2 separate regions of the Homo sapiens genome follow, and region 2 is linked to region 1. A link is an interaction called in ENCODE POLR2A ChIA-PET data of the cell type or tissue named here. Cell type or tissue: B cell. All regions are shown on one strand.

Region 1 (5,000 bases):
ACCTCCACCTCCTGGGTTCAAGTGATTCTTAGGCCTCAGAGTAGCTGGGATTACAGGCGTATGCCACCACGACCAGCTATTTTCAGTAGAGACAGGGTTTCACCATGTTGTCCAGGCTGCTCTTGAACTCCTGACCTCAGGTGATCCACCCATCTTGGCCTCCTAAAGTGCTGGGGTTACAGGCCTGAGCCACTGCACCCGGCCCAATACCTCACTTTCAATAATGGATACAACACCCAGACAGAAGATCAAGAAGGAAACAAAGTACTTGAACAATACTATAGACCAGTTGGACCTACCACACAGACAACTTCACCCAACAGCAGAATACACATTCTTCAAAAGTACACGTGGAATGTTCTCCAGGAAAGATTGTATGTTAGGCTTCAAAGCAAGATTTAATACATTTGAAATGACTGAAATCATACTAGAAGGAAAACTGAAATATCCACAAATATGTGGGAACTAAACAACATACTACAAAACCAGTGGATCAAAGAAAGAAAATAAGGAAAAATCAGAAAGTATCTTGAGACCAAACATATGAAATCTTATGGGATGCAGCAAAAGCAGTGCTATGAGGGAAATTTGTAGCTGTACACACTTAAATTAAAAAAGAAGCTGGCTGGGTGCAGTGGCTCCACCTGTAATCCCAGCACTTTGGGAGGCCGAGGTGGGCAAATCATCTGAGGTCAGGAGTTTGAGCCCAGCTTGGCAAACATGGCAAAACCCCAGCTCTACTAAAATTATAAAATTTAGCCAGGCGTGGTGGCAGGCGCCTGTAATCCCAGTTACTTGGGAGGCTGAGGCAGGAGAATCACTTGAACCCGGGAGGCAGAGGTTGCAGTAAGCTGAGATTGTGCCACTGCACTCCAGCCTGGGCGACACAGCTAGACTCCACCTCCCCCCTCCCCCCGGCAAAAAAAAAAAAAAAGAAAAAAAAAGCAGCAGCCAGGCACAGTGACACTGTTCTATAATCCTAGCTACTTGGAAGGCCGAGGCCAGGAGACTGCTTGAGCCCAGGAGTTTGAGACTAGCTTGGGCAACGTGGCAAGTCTCTCAAAGAAAAAGGAAAAGCTCTCAAACCAACAACCTAACCTTCTACCTTAAGTTATTAGAAAAAGAACAGCCTAAACCCAAAGATAGGAGAAGGAATGAAATAATAAAGTTTAGAGCAGAAATAAATGAAATAGAAGATGGAAAAAACAGACCTGTAACTACCAAGGAGATTGAATCAGAGACCAAAAACTTGGCAGGAAAGAAAAGCAGAAGATCAGATGCCTTCACTGGTGAATCACCAAACATTTGAAGAATCAATACCAATCCTGCTCATATTCTTCCAAAACATTGAGGAAAGAATACCTCCAAACTCACTCTGTGAGGCCAGCATTACTGATACCAAAGGCAGACAAAGCACCAGAGGAAAATAGACCAATGTTCCTGATAAATACAGATGCAAAAGTTCTCAACAAAATACTAATAAGGAGAATTTGACAGCATCATAAAAAGGATTACACACCATGATCAAGTGAGATTTATTCCTGGAATGCAAAGATGGTTACCATATAAAAATCAATGTAAGATATCACATTAACAGAATGAACGAAAGAAAACACATGACTATTTCAGTTAGTGAAGAAAAAGCATTTAACAAAGTTTAATACCCTTTCGTGATTAAAAACATACAGACTCAAAATAGAAATGACCTCAACATAATAAAGGTCATATGAACCACCCTCAGCTAACATCACACTCAATGATGAAGACAAAGTTTTCCAAGATGAGGAATTAAACAATGATGCCTGCTTTCATAATGCTGGAAATCCTAGCTAGAGCTATTAAGAAAGAAAAGGCATCCAAATTGGAACGGAGGCAGTAAAATTATCTGTTAACAGATGACATGATCATCTTTGTCGAAAATCCTGAACACTGCATGAAATAAAAAACAACTGTTAGAACTAATAATTTGTCAAAGTTTCAGGATTACAAAATCAACATACAAAAGTCAGTTGCATTTCTACATGCTAACAGTCAAGAATCCAAGAAGGAAATTAAGAAAACAATTCCTGCCGGGCATGGTTGTGCACGCCTATAGTCTCAGCTACTTGGGAGGCTGAGGCAGGAGGATCACTTGAGCCTCAGAGGTCAAGGCTGTCAGTTTTGACGATGATTATGCCTGTGAATAGCCACTGTACTCCAGCCTGGGCAACACAGTGAGACATCATCTTTAAAAAAAAAAAAAAAGTCCATTTACAATAGCATCAAAAAGAATAAAATAGGAATAAACTTAACCAGGAGGCAAAGATTTTGGCAGGATGTAGAGTCCCAGAGACCGGTTATACAACAAATGTAAAGGCATCTCATATTTATGGATTGTAAGAATATCATTAAGATGTCAATACTACTCAAAGTGATCTACAGGTTTAGCGTAATTGCTATCAAAATCCCAGTGGCATTTTTTCTTCACTTATAGAAAAATCCATCCTAAAGTTGATACACAATTTCAAGGGACTCCAAATGGCCAAAACAATCTTGAAAACAAAGAACAAATTTGGACGTCTTATACTTCCCAATTTCAAAATTTGTTGAAAGCTACAGTGGTCAAAAGTGTGGTACTGGCGTAAAGACATACATACAGACCAGTGGAATGAAATACAGAGTCTAGAAAGAAACTCTTACACATGTGGTCAAATGATTTCAATAAGGATGCCAAGACTATTGAATTGGGGAAAGGACAGTCTTTCAACAAATGGTGTTGGGAAAACTAGATATCCACATGCAAAAGAATGAAGTTAACCTCTTACCTTATAACATGTTGGGAAAAAAAAAAAAGAAAACCTCAATAATGGATTAAAGACCTAACTGTAAGAGCTAAAACTATACAACTCTTAAAACACAGTAGGAGAGCTTCCTTTGTCAATGATTTCTTAGATATGGCGCATATGACACCAAAGGCACAAGCAACAAAAGGAGAAACAGACAAACTGGATCGCATTGAAGGATACTATTAACAGAGTGAAAAGGCGTCCTACAGAATGGGAGTAAAGATGTGCAAATTATATCTGATAAGGAGTTCCCATCTAGAATACATAAAGCACTCTCACAATGTAACAACAAAAACCCAACCCGGTTCAACAATGTACAAAGGGCCCGGCGCGGTGGCTCACACCTGTGATTCCAGCACTTTGGGAGCCCGAGGCAGGTGGATCACCTGAGGTCAGGCGTTCGAGACCAGCCTCAACATGTTCTCCATGGGGTTTCTCACCCCGTCTCTACTAAAAATACAAAATTAGCTGGGCATGGTGGTGCATGCGTGTAATCCCAGCTACTTGGGAGGCTGAGGCAGGAGAATTGCTTGAACCTGGGAGGCAGAGGTTGCGGTGAGCCGAGATTGCACCATTGCACTCCAGCCTGGGCAACAAGAGCGAACTCCATCTCAAAAAAAAAAAAAAATGTACAAAGGACTTGAATAGACATTTCTCCAAATAAGATATGCAAATGGCCAATAAGCACATAAAAAGATGCTCAACATCACTAATTATTAGGGGAACTCAAACCAAAACCACATGGAGAGGCCAGGCACAGTGGCTCACGCCTGTAATCCCAGCACTTTGGGAAGCCAAGGTGGGCGGATCACTTGAGGTCAGGAGTTCGAGACCAGCCTGGCCAACATGGTGACACCACGTCTCTACTAAAAATAAAAAATTAGCCAGGAGTGGTGGTGTATGCCTGTAGTCCCAGCTGCTCAAGAGGCTGAGGCAGGAGAATTGCTTGAACACGGGAGGCAGAGGTTGCAGTGAGCTGAGGTCCCGCCACTGCACTCCAGCCTCGGTGACAGAGCAAGACTCTGTCTCCAAAAAAAAAAAAAAAAAGTACATGGAGGTGCCACTTCAGACCCATTAGGATGGCTGTAATTAATACAGAAAATAACAAGTGTTAGGACATTGAGTTGTTTGAACCCTTGTGTATTCTTACGGGGAGTATAAAATGGTGCTGCAGCTATGGAAGACAATATGGCAATTCATCAAAGAGTTAATAGGTCAGGTGCAGTGGCTCACACCTGTAATCCCAGCACTATGGGAAGCTGGGGTGGGCGAATCACTTGAGGCCAGGAGTTCAAGACCAGCCTGGCCAACATGGTGAAACCCCATCTCTACTACAGTACAAAAATTAGCTGGGTGTGGTGGTGCAGGCCTGTAATCCCAGCTATTTGGGAGGCTGAGGCATGAGGATCACTTGAACCCGGGAGGCGGAGGTTGCAGTGAGCTAAGATCGCACCACCGCATTCCAGCCTGGGTGACAGAGCCAGACTCTGTCTCAAAACAAAGAGTTACCATACAATCCAGCAATTCTACTTCTGGGTATGGATCCCCTAAAATTCAAAGGGTCTCACACATTTATACACCGATGTTCATAGCAGCATTATTCACAACGGCCAGAAGACAGCAGCAACCCAAGTGTCCACTGACAGATAAATGTGGTCTCTCCATACAATCAATCATGATTCAGCCTTAAAAACGAAGGAAATTCTGACACACGCTACCACATGGATGACCCTTGAGGACATTATACAAAGTGAAATAAGCCAGTCACAAAAACACAAGTACTGTATGAGTCCACTTATTTGAAGGACCTCGAGTAATAAGTTTCATAGAGACAGAAAGTACAGTGGTGGCTGCCGGGAGCTGGGAGAGAGCAGTAATGGGTTATTTAATGGGGATAAAGTTTCAGTTTGGCAGTATTTACTGAGTTCCAGAGATTGGTTGCACAAAAGTGTGCATGTACTTACACTGAATTGTGTACTTTAAAATGGTTATGGTAAATGTTACTTGTGTTTAACTACATTTAAAATTTTTTACACTAGAAATGTATATTGAGCATCTCTGTGCTAGGCATGGTGATACGATGATAAACATTTTACCTATGAACACCATAGTTATAAAACCAAACACTCTTAAGGAGATAAAATTCTAAGAGTAAAAGCTAGCACAGACAGGCAA
Region 2 (5,000 bases), 140 kb after region 1:
TGCCACAGGGCTCCGGCCTCAGCTAATGCTCTTCCTTCCTTCTTCCTGGATTCCTTCATTAGAAGCCAGACAACCTGCTTATTGCAAGGACAATGAATTCACTGGGCAACAGAGCCAGATCCCAAACAAACCCTGGACTGGGACACTGAGTGGGTACAAAGATGAAATTGAAGACATAAATATCCTACATTTGGCTTAAAAATATCAATTGCTCCAATAGAAGGTGACTTTTTTTTTTGAGACAGAGTCTTGCTCTGTTGCCCAGGCTGGAGTACAGTGGCGCCATCTCGGCTCACTGCAACCTCTGCCTCCCAGGTTCAAGTGATTCTCGTGCCTCAATGTGTAACTGGGATTACACCACGCCCAGCTAATTTTTTGTGTTTTTAGTAGAGACAGGGTTTCGCCATGTTGGTCAGGCTGGTCTTGAACTCCTGACCACAAGTGACCTGCCCGCCTCGGCCTCCCAAAGTGCTAGGATTACAGGCTTGAGTCACCACGCCTGGCCAAGGATGACTTTTGATCTTAACACTATAGTAGGATATAAACTCAAGATTAACCATGAGCGTGGTGTGGCTTGCACAAGTTAATGTAGCAATAGGGCCATCCTCAGCAAGCATGCGCCAAATGAGGAGAGACTGGTTCTCACTCTGGAGTGAGATGGCCAGAATGAGAAGGGACACAGAATGAGATCGTGCTGGCTTATATGCTGTGTACACATGAATCCTGAGCTCTGACACCATGCCTGCACAGGCTCACGCTTGTGGGTGACAGTAAGTGGTGAAAACCGAATGGAGAACATTTATATCTGTCCTGGGTGCACAGTGTGCTCAGTAAGTGGAAGTGGCTGTGGGTTTGACAAGGAGAGGATGGGTGAAAGAATTAGGAGCACTGCCATTATTATTACTGGTGACATATCATTAGATAGGAGATATAAGAGATATAAGATATATATTATGGCCGGGTGCAGTGGCTCACACCTGTAATCCCACTTTGGGAGGCCAAGGCAGGAGGATCGCTTGAGCCCGGGAGTTCAAGACCAGCCTAGGCAACCTAGTGAGACCCCCGTCTCTACAAAAAAATAATATTTTTATTTGAAAAAGTATTATAACATAAGGCCTATTGTTTATTGAGCACCTATTATATGCAATCACTCTGCTAAGCACTTTGCAGGATCTCATTTCAGTCTGCAGTTTTCCAGATAAGTCATGTTAGAGCATCATATGAAATTGCTGGTTTTGGAGGTCGAAACCACAAGAGTGTTGGCAATTTCATATGGCTCAAGCTAATATCATTTTCATTTTATAGAGGAGGAAACTGAGGCCCAGAGAGACCAAAAGCCTGACAGTCTTTCCTTCCCAAAAGCAGGTTAAGAAAACCCCATTGGCCTGGAGGCTTCTGCCTTTTCAGAGGAATCAGATTTTGTCCTTGGTTCTTCCTCCTCACTCCCCATCTCACTCTGCCCCTGGGCCCACCACCCCGCCCCATTGTGGCCAGGTCTATATTTACAACTGGGGTTTCTGTGAACTGGGGAACTGAGGAAGTGACTTATCCCAGAGTCATCACCGAGATGGTGGTACCCAAGAATTTGAGTTCTCAGCCACCCCACCTCCACCAAAGTGAGGTTTTAGCCCCTTCTCTGGATTTCTAGGGCCTAGTCAGCCAGAAACAGAAACTATCCGCCTGGATCCAGAGAGGCCCCTGTCTGGTGGGCAGGATGAATGGGGTGGGAGATTTGTTTCCATTTCTTTTCTTTCTTTTCTTTTCTTTTCTTTTTTTTTTTTTTTAGATGGAATCTCGCTCTATTGTCCAGGCTGGAGTGCAGTGGTTCACTCTCAGCTCACTGCAACCTCTGCCTCCTGGGTTCAAGTGATTCTTGTGCCTCAACCTCCTGAGTAGCTGTGATTACAGGCGCCCACCACCACGCCTGGCTAATTTTTGTGTTTTTAGTAGAGACGGGATTTCACCATGTTGGCCAGGCTGGTCTCGAACTCCTGACCTCAAATGATCCGCCCACCTCGGCCTCCCAAAGTGCTAGGATTACAGGTGTGAGCTACTGCGTCTAGCCTTGTGTTCATTTCTCTGAGAGCAACACTGAGGCACATCTGTGCTAAGTCTGATTGTCAGCTGCCCTGAGAAGCTTGTTCAGGGGCAGAAACAAGAGGAAGTGGGTTTCTGGGCACCTAGGGGTCCCGGGCTGGTGCAGCCCGGCCTGAACATCACAGAGGCTGGCGGAGCAGCCCCTGCCCCACCGCTCCCGGGGTTGCCGGTGACCTGGCAGCTGAGCCGAGGGCCGCTGGGCTGGAGGGTGGAGTGCTGCTTCCAGGTAGTCAGACTGAGATAGACGCGGCCGCGGAGGCAGCGGAGGAGGAAGGGGGCAGCCTTGTCCCCGCTGTGCGCAGCCCGCCCGCCAGGCACAGCCGGTCTTCGGGGAAGTCGCCGAGTTGGAGTTCCAGGAAACGATAACGCTTGTTGAAACCTCTTTCTTGTGGCCTGGTCTCGTCACATGGCTTGATGGGGACCAACGTCAGGCAGGGCCACAGGCCTGAGCCCGCTCGCACCCGGCAGCCGCTGCCACCCCCAGTTCCCCCCATGAAGAGGGAGGAGGGGGTTGGGCAGGAAGGTGGGCATTTGCTGCTTCCCCATCCCAGGCACCTGGCGGGCCACAAGCAGACTGGTCCCCGCTGGCTGTTTTCACCCCAGTAACACTCCTTGTAGGCTGGCTAAGCTGGCCAGGCCTCAAATGCCCCCTCCAGCAAAACGGGCTGAGAATGCCTAGGCTACAGGCTTGCTGCCAAAGTGAAGACAGAGCTTCCTCCTGCCCCTGGAACATAGCAGATGCTGAGGATCTAGAAATTATTTTTTTTCTCTTTTCTTTTCTCTTCTTTTTTTGATAGAGACAAGGTCTTGATATGTTGCCCAGGCTGGTCTCAGACTCCTGGGTTCAAGGCATCCTCCCACCTCATCCTCCCAAAGTGCTGGGATTACAGGTGCGAGCCACTGTGCCTGGCCAGAACTAGAAATTATTTGCCCCTTTCCTATGAAGCCAGGGAATGTGTCTTTCATCTTGCTAGAGCAGGGTCTTTCTTTTTTTCTTTCTTTCTTTTTCTTTCTTTCTTTTTTCTTTCTTTCTTTTCTTTCTCTTTTCTTCCTTCCTTCTTTACTCTTCTTCTTCTACTTCTCTCCCTCCCTCCCCCTCCCCCTCGCCCTCCTCCTCCCCCCTCCTCCTCCCCCCTCCCCCTCCTCCTCCCCCCTGCCCCTCCTCCTCCTCCTCCTCCTCCTCCTCCTCCTCCTCCTTCTTCTTCTTCTTTTACTTTTTCTTCTTCCTTCTCTCTCTCTCTCAGCAGAGTCTCGCTCTGTCACCCAGGCTGGAGTTCATGGAATGATCTTGGCTCACTTCCACCTCCATCTCCCAGGTTCAAGTGATTCTCCTGCCTCAGCCTCCCAAGCAGTTGGGATTACAGGCATGTGCCACCACACCCAGCTAATATTTTTGTTTTTTTGGGGGGCATTTTTAGTAGAGATGGGGTTTCATTTATGTTGACCAGGCTGGTCTTGAACTCCTGACCTCAAACGATCTGCCCACCTCAGCCTCCCAAAGTGCTGGGATTATGGGCGTGAGCCAGTGTGCCCGGCTGGAACCAGAAATTCTTTACTCCTGTCCTGTGAAGTCAGGGAATGTGTCTTTCATCTTTCTAGAGCAGGGTTTCTTGACCTTGGCTCTATTCACATTCAGAGCCTGGTATGGGAGGCTGCACTGTGCACTTTAGGACGCTTAGTGGCATCCCTGGCCTCTACCCACTAGATACCAGTAGTACCCACCCCTACAGCGATTTGTAACACTGAAAATGTCTCCAGACATGCCCAGATGTTCCCTGCATGGCAAAACCCTGATTTAGATTCAGCGCCTGACACATAGTAGTTGCTCAATAATTAGCAGGTCTTCAACCAGCAGGTCTGGTTCATTTTCACACCCTACCACCTGGCATCCGAGGGGTGCCAAGGGGTAAGTTGGGAGGCCATTTACCCTCCAATCTTTATCAACACCCATCATAAATATACTATCTAAATAAAACCTGTGCTGGAGGCTTAGAGTTTGAGGACAGCAAAGTGAATTGGGGTGGGTCAGTCCTGAAACAAGGAGGGAAGGGAAAGGCCACGTGCCTGTCAGGGAGACGCCCCTGGCCCCATCCCCCTGCTTGCTTCCTGGAAGCTGGCAGCCTGCTTTCTCTGCAGTCAGGAGGTCACAGGGATCCTCTCAGACGACGCTTCCGATGCTGGCTTTGGGATCTTACAAGGACAGCCAGATCCCAACAAGCCTCCCCTGTCCACACGTCCTGCCACAGACATGGAGCTTCCAAGGGTCTTCATTTCCCAGTATCTTTTTCAGTTCCCTGCTCTTCAATACGAACGTGCAATGGAGGGTCACTGAAACCTTGAGGGCAGCTTGTAAAATGAAAGTCAAAGACCGAAACCAAGAGAGGAAAAAAACTCCAAAAAAACAGAGCCAGGTGGGGAGAAACAAAAGTCTTCGAGAAAATAAGGAAGCTTCAGAGAAATAAAATATATTGCATTCATATAAGAAGAATAAGATGCTGTGAAAAGGAACACTCAGAATAAGAGAATAAGAAAGAACTAGAGGCTGGGCACAATGGCTCACGCCTGTAATCCCAGCACTTTGGGAGGCCGAGGCAGGGGGATCACGAGGTCAGGAGATTGAGACCATCTTGGCTAACACGGTGAAACCCCACCTGTACTAAAAATACAAAAAATTAGCCGGACGTGATGGTGGGTGCCTGTAGTCCCAGCTACTCGGGAGTCACATTATTATTATCATTGTCATCCAACTCGATGTGCTTCTTTCTAGCCAAATGACCTTGGGACAATTCCTTCACCAATTTGAGTTTGTATTTCCCCATCTATGAGATGGGGAGACATTATCCCCAAGAAGGATCAGAATAGGGCTGAAATGAAATAAAAATAGCAGCTGGGTGCGGTGGCTC

What was found. ChIA-PET counts read pairs that join two places held together with the same protein. Peaks named below come from ENCODE experiments on the same cell type or tissue, not always from the same donor. Only the 100,000 strongest peaks of a DNase experiment are listed, where the experiment ranks them.
Region 2: POLR2A ChIA-PET joins it to region 1 with 7 read pairs; 5 of 35 experiments call an interaction of 5 or more read pairs at or near these places.

Annotation. Positions count from the first base shown.
Region 1 is chr16:11,374,186-11,379,185 of GRCh38, reverse strand. The region is part of intron 66 of LOC400499 (putative uncharacterized protein LOC400499); the gene reads left to right. The region is part of intron 1 of LOC105371082 (a long non-coding RNA gene); the gene reads right to left. Among named protein-coding and RNA genes, the nearest start is that of RMI2, 31 kb to the right of the region's middle. In B cell, no CTCF peak of the experiment used is centred here; no DNase peak of the experiment used is centred here.
Region 2 is chr16:11,230,720-11,235,719 of GRCh38, reverse strand. No RefSeq gene overlaps it. Among named protein-coding and RNA genes, the nearest start is that of SOCS1, 23 kb to the left of the region's middle. RefSeq lists a silencer at 474-768, an enhancer at 2,336-2,575 and a cis regulatory region at 4,050-4,346. In B cell, no CTCF peak of the experiment used is centred here; DNase peaks (open chromatin) are centred at 1,518 and 2,469; H3K4me3 peaks cover 971 bases; H3K27ac peaks cover 881 bases.